Linked DNA regions of Mus musculus: region 1 is linked to region 2. The links are chromatin loops, found by intact Hi-C in ENCODE. Cell type or tissue: left cerebral cortex. All regions are shown on one strand. Links, peaks and the distances in the headings refer to the core of each region. The heading gives the core; the rest is flanking DNA. Region 1 holds the start of Kdm4b (lysine (K)-specific demethylase 4B). Region 2 holds the start of Ticam1 (toll-like receptor adaptor molecule 1).

Region 1 (5,368 bases), core at 242-5,241, 48 kb before region 2:
GACAGATGGCTACCTAGTGCTGGGGCTCCCAGGACAATGTGAGAAGGGGCCCAGCAGAGGTGGGAAGCAAGAACAGAAAGTCTAAGTAAGGGCTGGGCAGGCAGGGAAAACAGAGGGGCCCCTGGGGCAGGGAAGGAGACAGGCTACAGGCTACAGACAAATATCTACAAGACTGTAACTGAGTCTCCAGATACAAAGTGTACTATGATATCTCCTCAGCAGCCCTCTCCCCGGGAGGAAAGGATTAGAAAATCATTTGTCAATCAGACCTATACAATCCCAGCTTAGAACACACACATTCACAGGTGCGCCTGGATATGCACAGGTACATGGAGCACCTGGCACAAGGACATTTCCACCCCAAACATCAAAACACCCCATGACAGTCAGGCTTCCTGCCCTCCTAGGGAGAGGATGAAAAGTTTGACTGGAGTCTTGCATAGGGACCCTACAAGTTTAGATACAGAACACCCACAAGGCTTGGGGAAAAAAGGAAGGGAAGAAGAAAGCTGACTACAGCTAGAGCAGGGTGGGAAGAAAAGGTTGGCCCAGTCTGGAGACACGCCCTTTTGGTGACTCTGAAGGCAGCAATTACTGGAGAATTAAAGAGAGTGATTAGCCCTTTCCTGGTAGTGGTAGGAGCCCCTGAAGACCCACGTAATGAACCCATTTTGAGGCAGGAGCTGTTTGGGGAACAGTGCAGTCTCCAGCCTGGGGACTGTCAGATACACAACTAATGGGACACAGAGACATCCCGGACCCCCCAACCTTCTGCAACCAAGATCCTCAGCGCCTATGAAGGTGCTGGCACCAGGCTGCAGGCTGAGCAAATCCCACTTGGTTACAGGGAAAGATACACTCTTTCTTTTTGCTTTTTGAAACATACCGGATCCATCCTCTCCATAGTTGAAAAAAACTAGCAACTACTCCGGCAAGACACTTCCCCAGGTGTTAATTATTAAAGCGATGCCATCCTCCGCCCCGCCCCCCCCCCTTTCAGACAGATGGGACAAGGAACCGCGATGCCCGAACCGTAATGGCCAAACCGCACCAGTTACAGCATCAAATCTGCAAACCTGGAATCCCTTATACTCTCAGCTGGCTGACCGAAACCCCTAACAGAACCCCCAAAACCCCCCAGGATATGGCAGTAGGAAAGCCACCCCCAGCTGTCCCCAGCTTTGCCAAGCTTCCCTGTCTGCCGGGATGCCCTGGACTAGTGTGCACGCGGAAAACTGCACATTTCATGGCTTACAGAAAGAAGGGAGCTGGAAAGCAAAGAGACCAGGGTACAGAAGCGAGGTGGAAAGGCTGCCATTGCAATAGCAGATACGTGTACTATTTATTTTCATTTTTAAAATGCAGATTATATGGTGATTTACAGATTCTGGACATGCGGGGGTCAAGTTTGCAAGGCCATGATGGGTGAGTGTTTGGAGGGGACAGCTCCAAACCAAAGGGAACCAAAATGCAAGCGGCGGGGAGCAGGGACTTGGAGTGGGTTTTTTATTTTTAAGGATTTGGGGTTGTTGAAGGGATGGCTGGACCGGGCCACCCACGCTGTCATCTTTTGTGCCCTGGAAAGGGGACGCGGCGCCCCGCCCCCGCCCCGCCTTTGTCCGGCCCCATCGTCAACCCCCCCCACCCACCCCCAAAAAAACACACCCTCCTTTCCCAGGCACACAATCGTTTTGTCGATCAACAAACAGCAGCTTCGCCCGAACGGACAAAAGCGCGGCGTACTCCGCCGCCCTGAGGAGCCGAGTAGGCCGCAGCCAAAGCCTCGGCCTGGAGTGCGCGCGGCGGCCCAAGGTGCGGCGTGGGGGCAGGCATGGCGGCCGCGCGGCCCCCCAAAGGGGCCTGGAAGCTGCTGAGCGCCGCCACGGATCGCACACTCACTCACCTGGCGCAACGCGCGGCCCGGGCCGCAGACAGCAGGCTGAGCGGCGCGTGCCCGGCCGTCTCGCGTCGCCCCCGCCGGCCCTCACTCGCTCGCCCCGGCCACTGGGCTCCGAGCTTCGCCCGGTCTCTTTGCTCCTTCGATGGTTCGCTCGCTCGCGGCCGAGCCCTCAGCAAGAGCCCGGGGCGGGGAGGCGAAGCTTCAGAGGGGCGGGGCGACGGCTCCTACTCGGCCGCCATTGGGCATTCAGCCCACGCCCGCACGCTGATTGGTGGCGGCTGACAGCTCCACCCCTCCCCTCATCAACACCGAGCGGCCCCGCCCTCCGCGACCTGGGGCGGGAGCAGGCACTCGATTTCTTCCCTTCATTGGTCCAACCCCGAGGACGTGCCGGCACCCACTCACGTGCCTAGTGACCGGCTCAGCTTTCAGTGGGTACGAAGCATGCCCGTCAAGATGCACACAGCCAATCCGGCTGCGGTCGGGTGTAGGATAGCCCCGAGCTCACGCAGATTGACAAGCGCGTTCTCAGACTTTACTGAGACAAACGCGGATTGGTGTTTGGTACCGGTCTCTGGGTGCCGAATGGTTGCGACTGAATGTCAATCGCTGTCTTGCTGCTCCAGACTCCACCCTGTGATCGGGCGGCTGCTGAGTACGTGATTTCCTGCACAACATCAGCTCTGGGTCCGGAGACAGTGGTTCGAAACCCAGTAGTTCTAGATCTAGAGTCAGAATTTGAGCCCAGCTTTGCAAAAGGCCGAACTAGGGTAAGAGGATCTCAAAAGCGTTCCATATTGCCCTCCCCAAACGTTCATGAGTTCCCTAAAACGTGCGCGACTTGGTCCACCCCACCCCCCACCTTGAACTGATAGCTGTACCCATGGAAAGCGTTGCAATAACTCAGTGGAAGAGGATTCAATTATCTACTTCTCAAAATGTCCTAGGTCCTACTCTCTAGCTCAGCGTATTGCAAATTGGAGGCCTGGGCACCCAAATTCCAGCTACAGGTGTCCAAGCCCCTGCTCCACACAATTGTTTCCATCTCTTCATTGTGCGATGTGAAGGGAACAGCATCACCACACCAGTCACCCTGCACTCAAGAGCATTTAGTTAAGGTCTGATATCATCCCCATCAATATGCATTTATAATTTTAAATTTTTATTATTTTGTATATATGTGTGGTATATACCTCTACAGGTCAGAGGGCAACTCTGGAGTTTGTCATCTGGGTTGTTAGGCTTCACTGCAAGCTCTTTTATCCAGAGCCTGCTTTGCAAACTACCATTACGGCTTCTATACTTGAGCAAGCAGAGGTGACAACATTCCTGTTTTATGGGGTAGACTAGAAATCCTTCTACTTTAATATCTAACATCTGGAAAGTACCCTCCTTAGAGCAGGTTCTTTGTGCACCCAAGATATTTGTTCTACCCCCCTAGTCTGTTGCTAATTCACTAACTCTCAAGGTTACACATAAATTATTCCAAGCTAGACGAGTCTTGAATTGTTTCCATTGCTCTTCATTGTGCAATGTAAAGAGAACAGCCATCACCCACGCCAGTCACCATGTACTCAGAATTTGGACTACACCATCATCTTTAGTTACATTGAGCTGGAGGCCAGCCAGGGCAACTACATAAGACCCTGTCTCAGGTGAAACAGCTCAGTAAACTTGCCTTCTAGCCAGATGACTTGTGTGACCCACAGGGTGGAGGAAGAGTCCTTTGTCCTTCGGACCTCCACAGGTGGCACATGTCTACCTGTGCAAGTGCACACATACAAGTACACACACACAAACACACTCCAATGTCTATCAGTCCTGTTAGCACTCAGTGCCTGGAAGCAATTGTTTTCTATCCTTCAGGATGTCTGTACTATTCTGTGCTCAGAAACAGAATCCCATGTGGTCATTGCCACCACATTTTCCAGAGCAGGTGACCTGTGTGAAGGACAGGTAGATTTTTAAATTTAGGAGTGGATTTTTTTTTTTTTTTTTTTTTTTTTTTTTTTTGGTTTTTCGAGACAGGGTTTCTCTGTATATAGCCCTGGCTGTCCTGGAGCTCACTTTGTAGACCAGGCTGGCCTCGAATTCAGAAATCCGGCTGCCTCTGCCTCCCAAGTGCTGGGATTAAAGGCGTGCACCACCACGCCCGGCAGGAGTGGATTTTGTTAAGTTTGCTCTGCTCTCAGGACTGTCTACACAGTGGCATAGACACTTGCCTTGAGCTGGAGAGATGGCATAATGGTTAAGATTGTATACTGCTCTTCCCGAGGGCCTGAGTTCAAATCCCAGCACCTATGTCAAGTGGCATACAACCACCTCCAGCTCCAACCCCAGGGGATCCAACACCTGTGGCCTTTACAGGTACCCACTCACATTCATGATTTGCTAAAATAAACTTCTGAAATAAATTTTCTAATCATAAATTTTCTGACATCTTTGATAGGGTGGCCCATGCTCTTAGTTGTAGCAGTAGGAAGAGGCCGGCAGATCTCGGATTTCCAGGTCAGCCTTGGATGTTTTGTGCTGAGAATATAACCATACCCCACTGTATTTGAGTGGTTTTTGTTTGAGGCAAGGTTCTTGTTAACAGACCTGGCTATCCTGGAACTCTTTGTAGACCAGGCTAGCTTCGTGAACTCAAGAGATCTACCTGCTTCTGCCTTTTAAGTGCTGGCCTCGAACTCAGAAATCCGCCTGCCTCTGCCTCCCAAGTGCTGAGATTAAAGACGTGCGCCACCACTGCCCGGCCAGAATTTTATTTTATTGCAATATGTTAACAATCTAACAAGGAAAAAATACCCCACACAAAACAAAACACAACCCTTAGAACTGTGCTGTCCAGTCTGCCTGTAGTAAATGGTTTAGTTTCCATGAGACACACCTGCACACTTTGGTAAAGTTACAAAAGAAACAAAACCTACCAAGGAAAACATCTTCCTCAGTACAGGCTGTAACTACAAAAGAAATTCATCGAGGAAACCCATTTATCTCGCTTTAAAAAATAAAAATAAAAAAACCCATAATACAGAAACCCTCAGAATTCTGTTGCTGAGTTAAAAATGAGATGGAACTGATAACACATCTCTGCCTTCCATGACACCCAGTCAGTGCACTCTCTGAAAACCAGGCTTTCAAGGTAGACATCCAATGCTCAGTGGTGAGGGGAGTGAAGAAGTGGCCAGCCCAAGGCACATGCAGCTTCAGCCCAGCTGGTCCCCTGGCCTGAGGCCACAGCCAACTCCCCTCTGCAATCATGTCAGTGAATGGCGCGGGCCAGGGCATCTATGAAGGTCTGAGGGGCAGCTGCAGGGGCCACCCCTGGAATGAAGCACACAGATAGCTGCCAGGAAGACATGTCTGGGCTTTTCAAAGATGGGTGCAGATGGTTTCTAGGCAGCTGGTGTGGGGAGAACTCCTACCAGCATGACATGAGGCCTGGTATGAAACTCAACGGTTTCTAAA
Region 2 (5,368 bases), core at 236-5,235:
CCTCCCCTACTGAGTCTGAATGAGACATGTGTTTAACCTATTCCCATCAGTCTTTTAAAGCAATTTTTTTTCTAGAATGTTCCAGGGGTAAAAAGATCCAGAACATTCTAGAAAAAAAAAATGTTTTTTTCCTAAAAAAAAAAAAAAAAAAAAAATGAGGAATGAGGGTAATGAATAGTGATAGCACTAGTCTGTCATCCTGTGTCAGCACTGTGGTATAGAGGCAAGAGGGTCACAGGTTCAAAGCCCGGCTGCCACATCACAAATTCAGTGATAGTCTAAGCTACATTAGACCTTGTCTTGAAGTAAAAAAAGGCATAATGATTTTTCACTCCGGGTTTCTTTTCTACATCATGGCCCACAATAGCAAGAGCTTTTCTTGTTTGTTTTTTTTTTTTTTTTCCTGAGACAGGGTTTCTCTGTATAGCCCCTGGCTGTCCTGGAACTCACTTTGTAGACCAGGCTGGCCTTGAACTCAGAAATCCACCTGCCTCTGCCTCCTGAGTGCTGGGATTAAAGGCCGGCTAGCAAGAGCTTTTCTAACAGACCCTGATACCTGGCCCAAGAACCCAGCAACTGTGACAGGATAGACAGCTGGGATGTTGCAATTGTTTCAGATGAGAAAGTGAGGGCCGAGTACACTGTTCCTCAAATCCTGGGGCTCAGTATTGCCTTAATAAATTTTATATGCATCAGAGGCCAAGTGGATGGTGTATATGTGTGTTGCCTTCCTAGGAGCTGAGCTGCCCTGACATCCCTAGAGACCTTCTTCCTTCTGTCTCTACTCTATGCACAGTGCGAGTCTTCCCACTTTGAATGTTGGACGTGATCACTTGTGACCCTGTGGGGACAGCAGGAAGGGCCTGCTGCCTATTTTCCCTCCGTCTCTGTGATGTATGGAGAAGGGTCAGTGTGACAAGCTGAGCCTGCCAAATATGCCCACAGTCTGTTCCCCTTGATCTCAGGGAAGGTGGGGACAAGAAGATCTGGAGTTCAGGGTCATCCTTGACTACCTAGTAAGTTTGAAACTAACCTGGGCTACTTTGAGACTATGTTTCAAAACAGCAAAACTCGGGGCAGGAGAGCTGCCTGCTGTGGTAAAGTGCTTGGAGTTGTTTGGTTTGCGGTAGAAACTGAGAAAACTTACTTCAGAGACAGAAGCTTAAAAAATAAAAGCTTTATTTTCTGCACTGGCAGGGAGGTGGCCAGTTGGGGATCTGAACCCTGATGAGAGACTGCACGACGCTTTTTATAGGATGGGAACACAAAGCGAAGGGGACCTGGGTACTGACCAATCATATCTTGACACAAAGGGTTAAACAAGGACTTAACACTGGTGACTAGGTCTTATCTGGGTCACCTGGTTTCAGGGTCCTTGAGTCAGCTTTTACAGCCTAGTCCCCTCCTGGACTCTGACCTGGAATCTAGTGTGGTGAAGGACCAAAGGAGTGGGTGAGCCGCAGTAGTCAGTTAAATCAAGGCAGGGACACACTAACGACTTGTGTGCTTTAGTTTGGATAACTGGAGAACAGCATCTTCCTTCCTTACAGCCTTCACTGGCTAACAGACAAACATGAAAGATCTAAGAAGCAGGATAGGAGTTGTATTCTGGGGCCTGGGAACATGAACTCAGTCTTGACCCTGCCAGCAAGATAGAACTTGTTTCTGAGATGGCTGGACTCAGGAAACTGTCTCCTAAAGATGTGACCAAGAGCAAACACTTGATGTCAACCTCCAACTTACACAAATACGTGTGCATATGTAAGCATGAAAATGTGGAGAAGTCCGTCTGCTACCTGCTTTGGGGAGATGAGTGTCCAGAGTCTGGGAGAGATTGAGTTCAGTGGCATGAGGCAGATACTCCTGCCTAGACTCCCCAGCAAGAGGGTGGGGTGGTTCTCCTTTGTGCACCTCATCTTCCAGTCATAGTCCTCTGGGAACTGCTGCTTTTCTGTTTTCACAATTTAGTTTTATCAGTTTTAAAACATGCCATAGGGCTGGAGAGATGGCTCAGTGGCTAAGAGCACTGGCTACTCTTCCAGAGGTCCCCGAGTTCAACCCCTAGCAACCACATCCATCAGATGTGGCTCACAACCGACTGTAATGAGATCTGATGCCCTCTTCTGGTGTATCTGAAGAGAGCCAGAGTGTACTCATACGTAAAATAAATAAATAAAGCTTTAAAGTATGCCTGTAATCTCACCATCTAGCTGAGCTAGGAGGATAGCCCCAAGTCCCAGTATGCATACACAGACCGTTTCTCAAAAGTAAATACCCAGAAATCTCCGACAAATCTTTGTGTTGTGTCTCTGTGACGGCTCAGCAAGTAATGGTACTTGCGGTTCTTTGACCTACATTCATACATGCCTGCATGCACATACATACACACAACACCAAGTAAAATCAAGTAAAGAATTAAAAATATTTACAACCTAACAGTTGTATAAAACCTTGTGGCCTCCAGCACTTCTGTTTACTTATCTTGTATGAACTTATTTTTGAGATGGAGGTCTCACTCTGTGGGTCAGGCTTCCTTGGAACTCTGGGCAATCTCTCTGCTTTAGTTTTCTGTGTGATGCTGGACTGACAAGTGTGAGTCATCAGGTTCCCAGTGCACTTAGCCACATGGTGCTTTGCGAATCCCCAGAGTATGTCACTAGCTGAGCTCTTTGGCTAACAGCTTAAAGTTCTCTGTGGGCGGAGGGTTCCTTCTTCCTTTCCCCAGCTCTGGCCTCACAAAGTACAAGTCCTGCCTAGTTCCACGTGGCGCCAGGACACTGGGCGGGAGGGCAGGGCTTGGCTCAGCTAGATAAGATTACACGCTGACTTCATCCCCCCCCTACCCCCCCCCCCAGACCCGGAAGGGAGGAAGGGGCGGAACCGAACGCTCCCTCCTCCCTTCTCTCTCCTCCTCCTCCAGCAGCCACCAGGGACCGGGAGATCTACCAGCTCAAGACCCCTACAGCCAGGTAGGATGAAGGCAGAGGGAACAGGACGGCGGGCCGGCGGGCATAGGGTCGGGAATAGATGCTGGGCCGGCCACCTGCAGGCTGCCAGGTTCCTCAAGTTCTTTCCCATGGATACTCAGATCCGCAATCCAACTCCTAACTCCCAAACCAGCCCTGTGACCCTGGGTGCTCGCTCAGTTCCTAGTTACCCCCCCCCCCCCCCAACCTCCATGGCTAGATCTTCTAAGTCCCAGGTCTTCTCCAGCCCCAACAGCGAATCCTCAACCCTCTCCACCCTCAATCCCTCCCGTTGTCGCTATTTCCTGATCAGATCTGCTTTCTCTACCTCAATGTTCCCTGTCAAAATTCCTGCCCCAGACTAACACAGACACCATCTACTACTACCTGTGGGGACTGGCTTGCTGCACCTTCTACAGTCAACTATTTCCGGCCCCTGGATACATGCAAGGTCACCCTGGCAGTACAAAGTCCCTGAGTTCCAGAGCTGACAGTCAGCAGAGCCTGGAGGAGGGCCCCCCTGTGCCAGAGACTAAGTTCTGCCAGGGAGAGAAGGCCAGGGAAGAAAGAAAGAGGCCTATTTACCCCATCCACTCACCATCCACCCATCCTGGTTTCTGCTGTTCTGGGGATATCACACAGTCTCTTAGGCATGCTGGATGCTTTTTTTTTTTTTTTTTTTTTTGAGACAGGGTTTCTCTGTGTAGCCCTGGCTGTCCTGGAACTCACTCTGTAGACCAGGCTGGCCTTGAACTCGAAATCCACCTGCCTCTGCCTCCCAAGTGCTAGGATTAAAGGCCTGAGCCACCATTGCCAGACTGGCATGCTGGATGAGTGCTTTACCCACTGAGCACATCTCCTCCCTCTTCCTAACTCTCCCCTCCCCCTCCCCTTCTCCTTCCCTCCTTCTTTCTCTCTCTCTCCTTACTCTCCCCTTTCCTCTTCCCTCTCTCTTAAAAATAACTACCTTTATTTTTGTGTCATTTGTGTTATTTGTATCTTTTTTTTTTTTTTTTTTTTTTTTTGGTTTTTGAGGCAGGGTTTCTCTGTGTAGCCCTGGCTGTCCTGGAACTCACTTTGTAGACCAGGCTAGCCTTGAACTCAGAAATCTACCTGCCTCTGCCTCCTGAGTACTGGGATTAAAGGCGTGCGCCACCACGCCCAGCTGTGTTATTTGTATCTTAAGACAGGGTGTATCACTATGCTGACCAGGCTGACCTGGAACTTACCTAAGTGGACCCTGATCTCTTGGGTTCAAGAATCCTCCTGTTGTTGGGCAGTGGTTGTACATACCTTTGATCCCAGCACTCAGGAGGCAGAAGAGGGTGGATCTCTGAGTTTGTTTTTTTTAAAGATTTATTTATTATATATAAGTACACTATAGCTGTCTTCAGACATTCCAGAAAAGGGAGTCAAATCTTGTTACAGATGGTTGTGAGTCACCATATGGTTGCTGGGATTTGAACTCACGACCTTCGGAAGAGCAGTTGGTGCTCTTATCCGCTGAGCCATCTCACCAGCCTGGAGTTTGAGGCCAGCCTGGTCTACAGAGCGAGGTGCAGGACAGCCTGGGCTACACAGAGAAACCCTGTCTTGAAAAACCAACCCCCCCCCAAAAAAAAAAACCCAAAAACAAAACAAGAAAGAAGAAAGAGGGCTGGTGAGATGGCTCAGTGGGTAAGAGCACCTGACTGCTCTTCCAAAGGTCCGGAGTTCAAATCCCAGCAACCACATGGTGGCTCACAACCATCCGTAACGAGATCTGACTCCCTCTTCTGGAGTATCTGAAGATAGCTACAGTGTACTTACATATAATAAATAAATAAATCTTTAAAAAAAAAAAAAAAAGAAAGAAGAAAGAAAGAAATCCTCTGTCTCAGCTTTTCAGATATAGCTTGGACAAGAGGAAGCTGCTGCCCATACATGGTGGAGGCAGGAGGATCAGAAGTGTAAGGTTATGCTGGGCTACATAGTGCAAGGCCCAATCCTGTCTTAGCGACAAAAAAAGCAAATAAAACACAAGTACTGTGTGTCCTGCTCTGTTTTGTCTATTCACTGCTCAGTGTGTCAATAAACATTTCTCTCTCCTGTCTGCTCTCTTTCTCTCCTCTCTCTGCTGCTATCCTCTTTCCTGGCTGGGAGCTGAATGCAGGGCCTCATGTATGACAGACAAGCGCTCTGTCAAGTCAACTGCAGCTCCACACCTCAGTGTGCACTTATTAGGCACTGGCTGTGTACCAGGCACTGTCCTGTTCCTATTGTTCTCACTATGTAGCCCTGGGAACTCACTCTGTAGACCAGGGAGGCCTCAACTCTGAGATCCTCCTGCCTCCTCCACTGCTAAGTGCTGGGATTAATGGCGTGCACTACCAGGCCCATCGGTTTATTTTTATTTCATTTTG

What was found. Peaks named below come from ENCODE experiments on the same cell type or tissue, not always from the same donor. Only the 100,000 strongest peaks of a DNase experiment are listed, where the experiment ranks them.
Region 1: a loop joins it to region 2, with 2.9 times the contacts of the local background. A loop is called at or near these places in 4 of 42 quality-filtered maps.

What each region holds. Positions count from the first base shown.
Region 1 is chr17:56,322,765-56,328,132 of GRCm38, reverse strand. It overlaps Uhrf1 (ubiquitin-like, containing PHD and RING finger domains, 1), which reads right to left. Exons shown (of 17, transcript NM_010931.3): 17 at 4,647-5,368. It overlaps Kdm4b (lysine (K)-specific demethylase 4B), which reads right to left and starts at 2,083. Exons shown (of 23, transcript NM_172132.3): 1 at 1,904-2,083. In left cerebral cortex, for the core only: no CTCF peak of the experiment used is centred there; DNase peaks (open chromatin) are centred at 1,289 and 2,319; H3K4me3 peaks cover 2,247 bases; H3K27ac peaks cover 1,402 bases.
Region 2 is chr17:56,274,295-56,279,662 of GRCm38, reverse strand. Ticam1 (toll-like receptor adaptor molecule 1) reads left to right here and starts at 2,896. Exons shown (of 2, transcript NM_174989.5): 1 at 2,896-2,969. Plin3 (perilipin 3) reads left to right here. Exons shown (of 8, transcript NM_025836.3): 8 at 1-701. In left cerebral cortex, for the core only: CTCF peaks have their summits at 2,122 (motif pointing left) and 2,970; DNase peaks (open chromatin) are centred at 2,697 and 3,375; H3K4me3 peaks cover 1,722 bases; H3K27ac peaks cover 1,961 bases.